Regions from separate parts of the Homo sapiens genome. Here region 1 is linked to region 2. The links are chromatin loops, found by intact Hi-C in ENCODE. Cell type or tissue: PC-3. All regions are shown on one strand. Links, peaks and the distances in the headings refer to the core of each region. The heading gives the core; the rest is flanking DNA.

The links. A loop is a pair of places that touch in the nucleus more often than their neighbours do. Peaks named below come from ENCODE experiments on the same cell type or tissue, not always from the same donor. Only the 100,000 strongest peaks of a DNase experiment are listed, where the experiment ranks them.
Region 1: it touches region 2 in a loop (15-fold over the local background); 2 of 110 quality-filtered maps call a loop at or near these places.

Annotation. Positions count from the first base shown.
Region 1 is chrX:47,090,317-47,098,655 of GRCh38, reverse strand. It overlaps RGN (regucalcin), which reads right to left. Exons shown (of 8, transcript NM_152869.4): 6 at 6,847-6,978; 7 at 6,441-6,595; 8 at 5,343-5,759. The coding sequence ends at 5,709. Among named protein-coding and RNA genes, the nearest start is that of RGN, 16 kb to the right of the region's middle. In PC-3, for the core only: a CTCF peak has its summit at 5,185 (motif pointing right); no DNase peak of the experiment used is centred there.
Region 2 is chrX:46,974,869-46,983,207 of GRCh38, reverse strand. All of the region lies in intron 1 of JADE3 (jade family PHD finger 3), which reads right to left. Among named protein-coding and RNA genes, the nearest start is that of JADE3, 67 kb to the right of the region's middle. In PC-3, for the core only: a CTCF peak has its summit at 4,394 (motif pointing right); a DNase peak (open chromatin) is centred at 4,417; H3K4me3 peaks cover 309 bases; H3K27ac peaks cover 1,656 bases.

The sequences.
Region 1 (8,339 bases), core at 212-8,211, 120 kb before region 2:
ATTGCATGCTAAAACAAATGTATCAACATTCTTCATATGATTTAAACAAGGCCCATATTATGTATTATGAATACACAATATTCAAAATGGCCAGGATACAATCCAAAATTACTCAGCATGCAAAGAATAATGAAATGCTCAATTCAAATGGGGAACAACAACCAGTAGATGCCAAGAATAAGATGATGCAGATGTTGGAATAATCTGACAAGCACTTTAAAGCAGCTTTATAAAAATGATTGAATGAGCAATCATCCTTGAAACAAATATTAAAATGGAAAGTATTGGAATAGAAAAGAGGAGACATAAAGACTAATCAAATGGAAATTTTGAAACTGAAAGATAAAATTTTAAAAAATCACTGGGTAGGCACAACAGCAGAATAGAGATGACAGAGTGAAGAGCCAGTGAACTTAAAAATAGATCAATAAAAAATATGAAACCTGAGCAACACAGAGAAAAAAAGATTGAAAAACAACAACAGTCTGAGGAACTTGTGGGGTAACAACAAAAAGTCTAATATTCAAGCTATTGGAGTCCCAGAAAGAGAGGAGTGTGGGGCAGAAAAAATATTTGAGGCCGGGTGAAGGCAGTGGCTCAAGCCTGTAATTTCGGCACTACAGAGGGGGCCAAGGCGGGAGGATCATCTGAGCCCATGAGTTTGAGACCAGCCTGAGCAACATAAGGAGACCCTGTCTCTAAAATAATAATAATAATAAAATAAAAAAATAAAATAAAAAAAAAGCTAGGCGTGGTGGCATTTGCCTGTGGTCCCAGCTACTTGGGAGGTTGAGGTGGGAGGATTGCTTGAGCTCAGGAGGTCAAGGCTGCAGTGAGCTGTGATTGTGCCACTGCACTACAGGCCTGGGTGACAGAGCAAGACCCTGTCTCAAAAAATATACATATTTAAAGCAATAATGGCCCCAAACTTTCCAAGTTAGGTGAAGACATAAAGTCAAGAAGATGGGCAAACCCCCAATAGGATAAAGCTAAAGAAATCCACATCCAGACACATAATCAAATTGCTGAAAACTAACGGCAAAATAAAATATCTTGAAAGCAGTGAGAGAAAAATGGCTCATTACCTGTAGGAGAACAGTGATTTCAATGACTATGGATTTCTCATCACAAACCGTGAAGGCCAGTGCTATGGTTTGAGCATACCCACCAAAACTCACATTGGAACCTTAGTTTCCAGTGCAACAATGTTGGCAGATGGTGCCTTTAAGATATGATTAGGTTGTTAAGATACATTAATGTCTTTCTCGTGAGACTAGATTAGTTCTGATGGATTAGTTCTCTCTGAAATGCATTAGCTCCTATGAGAGCGGGTTGTTATAAAGTGAGGTTGTCTCTTGTGTTTGGTTTCTCTGCATGCACCTGCTGCCCCTTTGCCTTCTCTGCTATCTTGTGATGCAGCACGTGGCCCTCACCAGAAGCTAAGCAGATGCCAGCACCATGCTGTTAACCTTTCCAGCCACCAGAGTTGTGAGCCAAATAAATCTCTTTCTTCGTAAGTTACCCAGACCCAGGTATTCTATGATAGCAATACAAAACAGATTCAGACAGACAGAAGGAAATTACACACTTTTAAAGTGCCAAAAGGCTGAAAGAAAAGAACTATTGACCCTGAATTGCATATCCAGTGAAAATAGCCTTCATGTGAAATAAAGACATTCTCATATGAAAGAGTGAAATAAAGACATTCTCATATGAAAGAAAAGAAAACTAAGGGAATTCATAGCCAGGATACCTGTTCTAAAAGAATTGCTAAAGGATACTTGTTCTAAAAGAATTGCTAAAGGAAGTTCCTTTTTTTTTTTTTAAATCGAATTTTCCAGGCTGGAATGCAGTGGTGCGATCTCAGCTCACTGCGACCTCCACTTCCCTCCACTTCCCGGGTTCAGGCCATTCTCCTGCCTCAGCCTCCTGAGTAGCTGGGATTACAGGCTCCCGCCATGATGCCCGGCTAATTTTTGTATTTTTAGTAGAGACAGGGTTTCACCATGTTGGCCAGGCTGGTCTTCAACTCCTGACCTCAGGTGATCCACCTGCCTCGGGCTCCCAAACTGCTGGGATTACAGGCAAGAGCCACCGTTCCCAGCCAGGAAGTTCTGTAAACTATAAAAAGGATACAAGAAGGAAACTTGGAACATCAGGAATGAAGGAAGAAGAACAGGAATGGTAAACATCTTGGTAAATATAATGGACTATTCTCCTTTTGAGTTCTTTAAAACATGTTTGACAGTTCAAAGCAAAAGTTTTTAACACTGATGAGTTTTCAATGTATACAGAATATATAATACACTTGTAACATGAAGGAGAAAGGGTCATGCCTGTAATCCCAACACTTTGGGAGGCCAAGGTCAGGAGTTCGAGACCAGCCTAGTCAACATGGCGAAACCCCATCTCTACTAAAAATACAAAAATTAGCTGGGCTTGGTGGTGGGCACCTGTAATCCCAGCTACTCAGGAGGCTGAGGTGGGAGAATCACTTGAACCCGGGAGGTGGAGGTTGAAGTGAGCTGAGATCACACCACTGCACTCCAGCCTGGGCAACAGAGTGAGAGACTCCATCTCAAAACAAAAACAAAAAACAAATCCAACTTGAATTTCAAAGAACTGAAATAAAAAATATGCTCTCTGACCATAATAGAATTAAATCTGAAATCAATACCCAAAAAGATAATAATAAAATCTCCAATCATTTAGAAATTAAACACACTTCTAAATAATCCATGGGTCAAAGAAAATGTCTCCAAGGAAATTAGAAAATATTTTTAATTTAACAAAAATGAAAATACAATATATCAGACTTTGTGGGCTGCAGAAAGAGCAGTACTGAGAGGAAAATGTATAGCATTAAATGTTATTTTAGAACAGAAGAAATGTCTCAAATCCATAATCTGAGATTCCAATTTAAGAAACTAGAAAAAGAGCAAAATAAATCAGAATAAAGCAGAAGGAAGGAATAACAAAGATAAAAGGATAAATCAATGAAATTGACAACCAAAAAATGAAATCAAAAGCTAGGTCTTTGAAAGATCAATGCAACTGATAAACCTCTAGCAAGACTGACAAAGAAAAAAGACACAAATAACCAATAGCAGGTAAAAAAGGGGATATCACTACAAACCTCTCAGGCATTATTAAAAGGATAATAAGGAAATACTATTAATAACTCTACATACATAAATTTGACAACTTAGATGAAAAGGATCAATTCCTTGGAAGCCGCAAACTAACAGACCTCACCAAAATTAAGTAAGGCAACCAAGTGGCCTTGTCATTATTAAGGAATGTTAAAAAGCTTCTGAAAAAGAAATCTCCGGGTCCAAATGTTTTCGCTGATGAATTTTGCCAAATATTTAAAGAAGAATAATAATTATACATTTTCTTTTCCAGATAGTAGAAGAAGGAATACTTTCCAATTCATTTTATAAGGCCAGAATTACCCTGATGTCAACCACAGACAAAAGATAGTAGCTGCAAAAATCCTCAACAAAATATTAGAAAATGGAATTCAGCAACACATAAAAGTAGTAATATGTCATGACCAAGGGAGGTTTATCTCAGGAATGCAAGAATTGATCATATTAACAGTCTAAAGAAGGAAAACCACATAATCACATTAATACATGCAGAAAAGTAAATGAGAAGGGAACTTCCTCAATTTGAGAAAGGCCATCCACAAAAATACATATAACTAATATCATATTTAATAATAAAAGACTGCATGCTTTTCTCTTGAGATTGGGAACAAGACAAGGCTGTCTACTCTTACTATTTCCATTCAACATAATAGTGGCAATTTTAGCCAGTGTAATAATGCAAGAAAAATAAAAACATACAAACTGGAAAGAAAGAAAGAAAATTGTCTCTATTCACAGAAGACATGATTATACACCCAAAGAATCTCAGAGAAGCTACAGAAATACTCTTAGAACCAATTAGTGAGGTTAGCAAACTCATCAGATACAAAGTCAACCTATAAACGCCAATCACACTTCTATAAACAAGCAATGATCAACTGGAAACAAATCCAAAAAATAATAATAAGGTTGGGTGTGGTGGCTCACGCCTGTAATCCCAGCACTTTGGGAGGCTGAGGTGTGTGGATCGCTTGAATACAGGAGTGCAAGGTTGCAGTGAGCTATGATCGTGCCACTTCACTCTAGCCTGGCCCATAGAGCAAGACCCTGTCTCAAATAATAATAATAATAACATTTACAATAGCTCCCAAAAGTGAAATACTTGGATATAAATCTAACAAAACATGTACAAGATCTGTATGCTGAAACCTACAAAACACTGATGACAAAAATTGAAGAAGGCCTAAATAACGGGAGAGACATGCCCTGTTCATGGATAAGACTCAGAATAGTAAAGAAGTCAATTATCTCCAAATCGTTTTACAGATTTAAAGCAATTTCAGGCCTGGCGCGGTGGCTCATTCCTGTAATCCCAGAGCTTTGGGAAGTCAAGGCGGGAGGATCACCAGGAGTTTGAGGCCAGCCTGGGCAGCATAACAAGACTTCGTCTCTGAAAAGCAAAAAATCCAAAAAACCAACCAACCAAACAAACGAAAAAATGACCATAGTGGCACGCACCTGCAGTCTCAGCCCAGCTACTCGGGAGACTGACGTGGGAGGGTTGCTTCAGCCTGGGAGGTAGAGGCAGCAATGAACCATGATCGTGCCCCTGCACTCCGACCTGGGTGACAGAGTAGATCCTGTCTAAAAAAAAAAAAGCAATTCCAATTAAAAAATTGTAGCTTGATTTCTTTTGTAGATATCGTCAAGCTGATTTGAAAATTTATATGGAAGGTCAAAGGAATTAAAATAGCCAAAACAATTTTGAAAAAGAGCAAAGTTACAGAAATCACACTACCTAATTTTAAGACTAATTTATAGTGACAGAAAGCAGATCAGTGGTTTCCTGGGAGCAGGGGACAGGCAGGCAGAGGGGCTGAAGAAAAGGATTATGACAGGACAAGAAAAGTTTTGGGGTAGTGGATAGATTCATTATCTTGTTTGTGGTGTTGGTTTCATGAATGTATATATGTGACAAATTTGTCAAATTATACACTTTAAATATGTACAGGCCAATTATAACTCAATAAAGCTATTTTTAAAATAAGTATTCTTTCCAAAGAGACATATTACTTTTACATCCAGTAGGTGGCAGCTGGAACCATGGATTTTGACAGCATGTTTGAGTCTAACCCTCCAGCCGTATTTTAGTTTGTAAAATAACATATAGGAGATGAAATATCTATGTAGGTTAGTTAGCATTGTGGTATATTTTATAAGATTGTGATGAAAATAAAAAGGAACATAATAGGTCATTACCAGGTTACTATTTATTGTTCCTTGAAGCTTTAATATAGTTAAGTATGAAATGCAGAATCAAGAAGAGATATGTACCCACCCACCCTGGCAATTTACAAAGAATCAAGAGGCTGATTGACAGTTGAACGATTCTTCGCCCTTCTATAGTACCTTTTACAGAAAGCCTTATAAGTGTGTTATCAAAACCACCTGTCACCCCTTGTTAAAAATGCTCTGCCTTTTAAAAGTTGTAAATTAAAACTTAACGCTGTTAATAAAATCATTGCCTCATTTTTCTTTCTAACTAGATTGAAATTTCAGGCCCAGAATTCTCTAGTTGTCTTCAGAGCTCCCTCTGGCAGGAAAGAAGACCTGTCCTCATCCCGCATAGGAGTAGGGAGCAATTCCTTTGACCCCCAGACCAGTTATCTGTTGAAAAAGAAAAGAGGGAATCTCAGGTGAAAGGTAATTCACAAGTATTCTTCAAAAGCATTTTTATGATTTGTAGTAATATACTTAGCCACCTATTATCTTTGTTTTATCTCCTATCATAAAAAGGAATTACCTGACTGGATATTTATGGTCCAACCCAATTATTCATATAGTTAATAATTCAACTAGCAATCATTTACGACTAACTTAGATTTAAAACTGGATTACTCCTATCATCTGCCGCCTGCTAAGAAAGGGGTTTCTACATTATGTATTTCTTTTCAGCTCAAAAGCTCTACGATTTTTATCAGTGTTTATTCTGCTGCCAAAAGATGTTTAAAATCTGAAAAATCCTTAAGACATCAAAACAATCAACTGATCTTCTAGGCATGTTGTAAATACTGGCTTTCCAAGTTCATTCTACTGATCTGAAGAATTTCAATAAACAGGAAGTAAAAAAATTAATGTACAAAGTAGGCTAAACAGATCATCTTGGACTTCAGATAACTTACTCTCTAGAAAATTGAAATAAAATGTTTTTCAGTCTAGTATGATGAGCTTAACATGCTAAATAGGATTATGCTTTGGAAGTATGCAAAAGTACCAATCACTCAGTTACTTACCCCTGTAAGTATTTGGGATCCCCCACCCCCAAAATAAAAGAAATAGCCATATCACCTTGAAAATTCCACCAGCTTCAGGTTGCCTCAAAAGACCCTCGGGGTCCATCCCATCCCGGGCGCAGGTCACATACATTTCAGAGTAATTCTTCCCTCCAAAGCAGCATGAAGTTGTTTTATCAACAGGCAACTTCACAGTTTGAAGTCTTTTCCCTAGACCACCAAATATTTTATTTTAAGTTTAGTTGTAGCAATTTCCAACCTGTGTATTGTTTCTAGGGAAGATCTAAGAAGACTGTGGAGGTCAGGATTCATCTGTGCATTTAATATTTAATCTACTTTCCCTGACAATTTATTTTGAGCAAAAAGTCGCACCTCTACAGGAAAAGAAATTCTGACTGTAACTTTCGGGCTATATCTCTGCCTAGCCATGACAAGGATTTTTCATTTTGCTGCAGGCCTACCTGTCACAGGATCTAAACGAATCACTCTTCCTCCATTGTAACAGGCCACCCAGAGCTTCCCCTCAGCATCAATACACATTCCATCTGGGATTTGTTCTTCCTTTTCTAGCTTGTAAACACTTCTGCGGTTGGCTATGGTTAAAAGGCAAAAACAAAAACAGAACCACAACAAAACAACAGGCCACTAAATACTGAGAATCAAACCGAGAGCTCTCAAGCTGGTTATAAATACAGATCACTTCAGCTTATCCAGTGTCTGGCATGTGAACAAAGGATTTTTACCACATGATTGGGATGGATTCATTGTCTTTTGTTTGGGTACAGGCATATCTGTTTAAGCATTCAGATGGAGAGAGAAAAAAGAAAGCAGAATTCTTACTAAAATACCAATAATACTTCTTTTTGAAGCTGACCTGAACTGGGGCCCTGCATGTCTATGTCAAGTACATGTCAGCTTGTGGTTAGACCTTTGCTGTTTCAGTTACAAAACTCTTGAGATCCGCAAGGCAACTTAATGGTACCACGTGAACAGTTCATGCACAAAAACTAGCAAGATACATGAATTCTTTTTCTGCCTGACTGAGTGCTCCAAATTCAAGACTAAATATTAGAAGAGCCTGTTTCTTGCAGGAGGGGCACTCAGAAACAAACTAGGTGCCCTTAAAGGGGGGTAACCGTGGTATACAAAAAACAAATATCAAAATCCAAAACTTTATACTACAAAGTCCAGGTCACTACAGTCATTAGATTGAGGTATAATGGAAAAATGTTAAAACCACATACAATGACAATGGGTAAAAACTGTCATAAAAAAGAGCACTACATCTTTCTTTCTTTCTTTCTTTCTTTCTTTCTTTCTTTCTTTCTTTCTTTCTTTCTTTCTTTCTTTCTTTCCTTCTTCTTTCTTTCTTTCTTTCTTCTTCTTTTCTTTCTTTCTTTCTTTTTTTTTTGACAGTGTCTCGCTCTGTCGTCAGGCAGGAGTACAGTGGCGCGATCTCGGCTCACTGCAACCCCTGCCTCCCGGGTTCAAGCGATTCTCCTGCTTCAGCCTCCCGAGCACTACATATTTCAAAGCAAAACATCTGCACCAGAATAGTTTGCCTCTGATTAAATCTGCATGCAGAGTTCTGGGGATATTTTTTCCAAGTCATTTTTATTATTAATGTTGCTCTTTTGTTTCATAAAAGGTTTGGCACCTTTCATGAAACAGTTTCAAGGACTCCCTTCTAGATTCTAAATAATTCCTTCCCTCCCAGTTTCCAACTATGGCTCCTTTCAAGCGTATTGATGGAGTTGGACAACGTGCAATTACTTTTTTTTTTTGCTTTTCCATTTTGAAAGGTTGGTAATTAGCTTCTGAGTACTTGCCTATGGTTAACTAAAGTACAAACAAGAAATAGCAATCAAAAACCTCAAGTTTTCTGCTCTTTTGCGCCAATACTCCATTAAGTATTATCTGCCTTTAGGCACCTCCTGGTAGAATAGGATCTCTT
Region 2 (8,339 bases), core at 260-8,259:
TGACTTCATTTGCAACTGAGTGTACAGAAGTTCAAGCCTAGGCTGCCTAATATGCCAGAGAGAACCAGAGAAAGAGACAGCAGGGAAAGAGCCTCTTGCGGTCAGAAGAAATCTCAAACACAGATCTCAGGAACTATCTTCAAAGGAGCCCTAATTTGATTGGATCAGTTTGTGGAGCAATTTATATTCCAGGACATGATTAAAACAACAGAGCAGCTGGGAATGGTGGCAGGCGCCTGTAATCTCAGCTACTCGGGAGGCTGAGTCAGGAGAACTGCTTGAACCCGGGAGGTGGAGGTTGCAGTGAGCTGAGATCGCGCCACTGCACTCCAGCCTGGGCGACAAGAGTGAAACTCCATCTCAAAAAAACAAAAACAAAACAAGAGCAACCAGTCAACAATTAGTAGACCATAACAGCATGGTGTGGTCAAGTAAAGAGACAGCCAAGGAGAGCCTCACCAAACCCACTGTCATCCCAGGGTGACTGTGGGCATACACAAGCTTGTACCCCCGAAGAGCAACATTAGAGGCTTCATACTGCAGGGTGAGAATGGGGGTTGAGGAAATAGACTTCAATAAAATAATCCAGGCAGTTACTAAAGCAGTAAACAAGCAAATAATAATAAAGAACCCTGGTGGAGGGGTAGTACCCACAATTGTTACAATATATTATCCAAAATGCCCAGTTTCCAACAAAAACTTAAGAGATATGCAAAGAAACAGGAAAGTATGACCCATACAACCACATGTCAGATTTAACAGGCAAAACCTTCAAATTAGCCATATAAATATGTTCGAAGAACTAAAGAAAACCATGATTAAAGAAGTAAAGGAAGGTATGATGACAATATTTTACAAAACAGAGACTATCAATAAAGAAATAGGAAGTATAAAAAATAACCAAATAGAAATTCTGGTGATGAAAGCACAATTGAAATGAAAAATTCACTGAAGGGCCTCAACAGTAGATTGAACAAGCAGAAAAAAGAATTAATGAACTTGAAGTAGGTCAACAGTGATTAGGCAAGTTGAAGAACAGATGGAAAAAAGAAGAAGAAACAGCCTCAGAGAAATGTAGAACATCATTAAGTTCATCAACATATACATAATGGGAGTACCAAAAGGAAAAGTGAATGAGAAAGGAGCAGAAAAAATATTAGAAAAACTCCCCAAATTTACTGAAAAACATTAATTTACATATTCAGGAAACTCAAAGAACTCCAAGTAGGATAAATGCAAAGAGATCCAGAAAGAGATTCCTCATAGTAAAATTACTGAAAGCCAAAGACAAGGAGAAAATCTTGAAAGCAGCCCGGGAAAAAAAACAACTCATCACTTACAAGAGAACTCCAATAAAATTAACAGCTAATTTCTCAGAAACAAAATTAGAAGACAGTGTGAAAACATATTGTGTCCTTTGGTGATTGGTTGCACATATCTGTGAATATATTAAAATAACTGAATTGTATACTTTAAGTGGGTAAGCTGCATGGTATACAAATTATATCTCAAAGCTGTCATTTAAAAAACTAATAAAATTAGTACAAGAATCAGAACCATTAACTAAGGTTCTGTTTGTCCTACAGTCAAAGTCAATTGAATATTTTTAAAAAAGAGCCTCCCATCACATAAATTTTTGGGGCTACATTTGGCTCTCTGGTGCAAAATTTCATTCAAATCTCTTCTGAAACGCAAACAAAACCAACAGTAACAACAAGACACTTCCTATTAAAAAGTAGTAGTGGGGAATTTAAAGTCACAATGAATGTAGAAATTTAAGCAGAAATAAAAGTAATACATTTTCTAACTATTCCCCACTGAATGCACAGATCTACTTAGAGTAGCACTTCATTTATCTGATATCATGGGGATGTTGCATATATAAAAATTGTTCAGATACACAGTATACCCAAATGTATAAAATCCTATTTTAATAGAAGCTTTTCTAAAACACCTATTAGTTTTCTAACGTTACAGTAACAAATTATCACAAACTCAGTGGCTTAAAACTACATAAATTTACTATCTTATAGTTTAGTGGGTCAGGATTTTGACACAGGTCTCACAGAGCTAAAATCAAGATGTCATCAGGACTGCGTTCCTTTCTAGAGGCTACAGGGGAGAACTCATTTCCTTGCCTATTACAGCTTTTAGAGGACACTCTTACTCCCTTGATCTTGGCTGTCTTCTTCCATCTTCAAGGCAAACAACACTGAATCTCTCTGATCCTGTTTCTGTCATCGCATCTCATTCTCTGACCCTTCTGTTCTGCTTCCCTCTTCCACTTTTAAGAACCCATGTAATTACATTGGACCCACCCAGATAATCCAGGATAATGTCCCTATTTTATAGTCAGCTAAATAGCAATCTTAACATATTCATAGGTTGCAGAGATTAGGACACGGACATCTCTGCCTACCACAACCTAATATACAAAATGTAACTCAAAATGGATCACAGACTTAAATGAAAAATGTAAAATTATAAAATATTTACAAAAAGCATAAGAGAAAGTCTTCAGGATCTAGGGCTAAGCAAAGAGTTCTCAGACTTGATACCTAAAGCATGATTGGCAAAGAAAAATGTGTTTTCATCAAAATTAAAGACTTTTGCTCTCAGAAGCATATCCAGGGCAACTTGAATCTATGCTGCTGGGTTGTGGTCTTCAAACTTGGCCCAAATAAACTATCTACTTATATTTTTAAAAAAACTTCTGCTCTGAGAAAGCCCCTGTTAAGAAGACGCAAAAGCAAGCAGAATGGGACAGAATATTTACACATATTACACACACGTGTAATATCAAATGCTGGAGAAGATGTGAAGAAACTATCACTCATACATTGCTGGTGGGAATGTAAAAAGGAATCGCTATTCTAGAAAATATTTTGGTCATTTCTTAGAAATATTATACATGTAATATTTATTATAAAACACATATCTGACAATGAACTTATATTACAGAATGCATAAGGAACTCTAAAAATTCAACAGTAAGGAAACAAATGACCTAATTAAAAATCAAGAGATGGGCCGGGCATGGTGGCTCGCACCTGTAATCCCAGCACTTTGGGAGGCTAAGGCGGACGGATCATTTGAGGTCAGGAGTTCGAGACCAGCCTGGCCAACATGGTGAAACCCCGTCTGTACTAAAAATACAAAAATTAGCTGGGTGTGGTGGCATGCACCTGTAATCCCAGCTACTCGGGAGGCTGAGGCATGAGAATTGCTTGAACCTGGGAGGCGGAGGTTGCAGTGAGCCTAGATTGCATCACTGTACTCCAGCCTGGGTGACAGCGAGACTCTGTCTCAAAAAAAAAAAAAAAAAAAAAAAAAATCAGCAGACATTTTACCAAAGAGGAACGCAAATGGCATTTAAGCCCGTGAAAAGACATTCAGTATCACCAGCCATTAGGGAAATGCCAGTTAAAACCACAAGATATTATTACATACTTATTATTACAATAGCTGAAATAAAGAAATAGTGAAAATATCAAATCATGGAGAAAGTGTAGAGAAACTATATCACTCGTACATGGCTTGTGGGAATGTAAAATAGTATAGCTATTCTAGAAAATATTTCGGTCATTTCTTTAAAAATTAAATATGCAACTATGACTCAGCAATTGCACTCCTGGGCATTTATCCCAGAGAAATGAAAGTTTATGTTCCCACTGAATATAACCTCCATATGGATGACTCATGATGGGATCAAGGGCAACAAATGTCATAGAAAAAACAGTTTTATTCTCTAAAAATCTCAGTGAAGAAAGCCAACTGACCATGGACCCTCTCTCCTCACCTCCCTGAGAGTTTCAGAAGACCTAAGACTTCTTGTGAGATGGATACTCCTCTCATCTGAAGTTCTGGGTATGTGTACTTTGGATAAAACAGTTTCTCCATTTTCTATAATATTCTGTTCTTTAAGTAAAAGAGTTATCAAACTGTTCTTGACAGAGGGAGATTTTAAAGAATAGGCAAAATTTGGCATTTTTAAAACAATTACAGTAACAACTATTTTTTATTATAGATGGAAACAAAAAATCTTGTATTATCAGTAAAAAGCCTAGGAAACAGATTATCTAATACGAGTTACACCAGTCCTGGGAAATAAGAAAATGAGTCATCAATGACTTTTAGAAAAGAAAACAAAGCAAGTTAATTTTTGGGTATGGGCTGTTTAAAGTCCAGTGATTTGTCTGTCCATTTCTGTGACATACTGCTGTTTTAATTATTGTAGGAAAATGACAGAAAACAATAAATATCAGCAGAATAATTCAATGATGGTAAATCTTTATATCTCTATTTATTATTTCTAAGCACAACAACAGTCCTACACATAGCAGCAGCAGCCATTTTACAGATGAGGAAATTGGGGCTCAGAAGCATTAAAGCGACATGCTTAGAGCAACATGGCCACCAGGGGGCAGTCAGGTACATTGACAATGAGCACTCCAAGTTGATCCAGAAGCCAGAGGACAGGCTGGAGGGATGACAGCAAGAATGGTGCCCCTTCTAAGCCCAATCTCCTCAGCATGGCTTGCGAGGCCCAGTTCTGGCTCCCAGTCTCTCAGGCCTCATCAACTGCTGTTCCCCCCAATCCACTCCAATTGTTTGGCATATACTATGCCCCATGTGATTCCGGGAACACGTTCGTCTTGTTTCATACTTGCTTGCCAGCCTTTGCACAGGGCTCTTCCTTCTACCTACAATTCCTCCCCATGTTTTCCTTGACCAGCCCATTTTCCCCAACCCTGGTTCTATTCATTCATTGGATGTCCTCGATGAAGCTTCCCAGACGTCCCTCCCCCACAATTATTCACTCCTTTGCTTTCCATCCAAGTACATGCAAAGAAGCACCTCACTTGCACCATCAATATTCTTTACATCAAGCTTGTCCAACCCGCAGCCTGCATGTGGCACAGGACGGCTGTGAATGCCACCAAACACACATTCATAAACTTTCTTTAAACACTGAGATTTTTTTTGTGATTCTTTAAAGCTCATCAGCTATCGTTAGGTGTTAGTGCATTTTATGTGTGACCCAAGAGAATTCTTCCAATGTGGCCTAGGGCAGCCAAAAGATTGGACACTGCTGCTTTACATGGTCAGCCCTGTTGTCACTAGACCACAAGCATCTTGAAAGCAGGGACTGTGTCACATTCATTTTTTACCCCTAGCTCTTAGCACAGTATCCTGCACAAAATAAACAGGCAAAGGAATAACACACTGTGCTGCCCCCACCCAATCCTGTTTACCTAGCTAGCATACTGTACCCATTTTCCAGCTACTTCTTGTTGGCTGCTAATGGCTCACAATGGCCCCTCTCTTCCCAAGAACTGGGGATTACACTCTTCCAGTCTCCCTCCCAGAGGCAGCCTGCAGTCAATAATTGTTCTGCCATCACCTCAAACAGGCTATGGCTAGATTTTCTTAAGACCCTAACTGGCTGCTCCTTCCTTACCCGGTTACCCTCTTCCCCTTACAGGTTTCTCCTGAGAACACTCCTCAATAAATCATGTGCATTTGAATACTGTCTCAGGTTCTGCTTCTAGGCACCCCTACTTAACATGTGAATCCTTATTAAGTGGTAATTTTAAGAATGTACTACTTAATTTAAGGTAAGTCCTAGAGATCTTTTGTACAGCAGAGTGCTATAGTTAACAATACTATATTGTATACCTAAAAGTTTGCTAACAGGATAGGCCTTTATATTGTGTTCTTACCACGACAGAAGAATAGAGCAAAGGGAAACTTTTGGGGGTGATAGATAGGTTTATGGCATAGATTGTGATGATAGTTTATAGGTATATACTTATCTCCAAACTCATTTAGTAGCTGTTGTTGTTTTTGAGACAGAGTCTCACTCCGTCACCCAGGCTAGAGTGCAGTGGTGCAATCTCAGCTCACTGCAACCTCTGCCTCCCGGATTCAGGCGATTCTCATGCCTCAGCCCCTGAGTAGCTGGAATTACAGGCATGCTCTGCCACACCTGGCTAGTTTTTGTATTTTTAGTAGAGATGGGGTTTCACCATGCTGGCCAGGCTGGTCTCCAACTCCTGACCTCAAGTGATTCACCCACCTTGGCCTCCCAAAGTGCTGGGATTGCAGGCGTGAGCCACCACACCCAGCCAAACTCATCTAGTTGTATATATTAACTATGTACAGCTTTTTGTATGTCAAAAAAATTTTTTTAAGAAAGAAAAGCCCCATAGAAGGACTAGCCCTCTTTAGTTGACCAGGCAGATCTCAAAGTCACAGCAGCCCAGGGGCTGAGCATGATGCTTGATGACACCTGAAAGCATACGGCAAACAATTGTTTTCTGTGATGTCCCTGTCATGAATATTCATTTAAGAACTAGAAGGGAAAGAGGCCCAATAAGGTCTGTGATTGTCAAAGTAACTTCTTGGGAAGAAAAGAGGAATAAGGAACATAAAACAAGCAAATAAATTTATTTGTACCATGAAAAAAATTACCTTAGAATAAAATGTTTTGTTAAACAAAACCATAAATCAGTATAGTGTAATCCTGGAGTAACTGTGATATATCTCGATGTCTTACACTTGGTTATATTATTCAGCTGTTTATTTTCTAGTCCTCAGATCAGAGCACAGACTTTATAAAGGCATTCTTTTCTTCCTTACCTTCATTTTGGCAGAAACAAAATGTACACTAGACCTCACCTTGCACCACTGGGAACAGTAATTTGATGGCAGTTTTCAGATCTTATTCCTACTATCATCTCAAGTACAATAATTAACAGCACAGTGGTTTAACAGTGACTGCAAACCAGGCAAAATACAAATGTCTGGAGTAAATGTCTTCCTTGAGTAAAATACCCTTTTAAAGGAGGACTGTCTGGAAGTCAACCCAACTGGGATTATTTGGGACTGGAACCTAAGCCTGCGGTTTGGTGGCTACTTGACTCCCCATTAATATTCCCACGGAAGAACATGCAGGCCAAGGAAAGGAAAAGTGATTAGCTCAAACATAGCCCTTTCCTTTCCTACTATATACCCATGAGACATACTTTTGAAATGCATGGTCAGTGCAAGGGGCCCCTATTCACTGCCCTCTGCAGGGCCATGTAGCAGTTTAAAAAATAATGCTCTACTTTAAACATATTCACACCGTTTGACCTAGGAATTCTATTTCTAACATTCGTCCTTGAAAATTAATACAGGCTGGGCACGGTGGTTCACGCCTATAATCCCAGAACTTTGGAAGGTCGAGGTGGGCAGATCACTTGAGGCCAGGATCAGATAACTTCGAGACCAGCCTGGCCAACATGGTGAAACCGCGTCTCTACTAAAAATACAAAAATTAGCTGGGTGTGGTGGCAGGTGCCTGTAATCCCAGCCACTCAGGAGGCTGAGGCATGAGAATCGCTTGAACCTGGGAGGCGGAGGTTGCAGTGAGCTGAGATCATGCCACTGCACACCAGCCTGGGTGACAGAGCGAGACTCTGTCCCAAAAAAAAAAAAAAAAAAAAAAAGAAAAAGAAAAAAGAAAGAAAAATAATTTGAAACACGGAAAATGATTTATGAACCAAAATGTCCATTAAAACTTTATAATAAAAATAAAACCGACCTATCACACAAAAGAGGAATAATTAAGGTACATTAATATTATGGTATTTCATCCAGTCATTTAAACATGGTATACAGGGAAACATTTATGCTAAGATGTTTTAAAATGTATAAAAATTGGTTTTACAGTGAAATTACTATACATGTATGAAATAAAATATATAGAAAGCAAAAACCATAAACCAATTTACTAACATTAGTTGCACTGAAGTGACAGATTTCTGGTTGATAAAAACATTCTTTCTGAATTTTTCCATTCCCCACAGTTTTAGAGTAAACATATAGGACGTTTACAACCGGAAAAAATACTTTTCTAAGATTTCAAGATATCTGTTCCCATGTCACTCCCAAATGATTCAGCTGACTTGAAACATTGAAACTATAAAAGTGGCCATCACTGTCATTCAAGATGGACATTAACCAGAGCTGAAAGAAATCCAGAAAAGTGCAATATAATCAATTAAACAGAGACATCTCTGTGTCATAAAGACAGTCGCACAGACTTTGCATTTTGGAAAAGCCAAAGATCTAAGCAGTGATTCTTAACTGAAGACAATTTTGCCCCCCCCAGGGGACATTTGGCAATATCTGGAGACATTTATCGGTTATCACAATAATTGATGTTACTGGCATCTAGGGATAGAGGTCAGGAGGGATGCCGTTAAACATCCTACAAGGCACAGAAATAGTCCCCTACAATGTGCAGACTTATCTGGCTCAAAATGTCAACAGTGCCAAGGCTGAGAAATCTT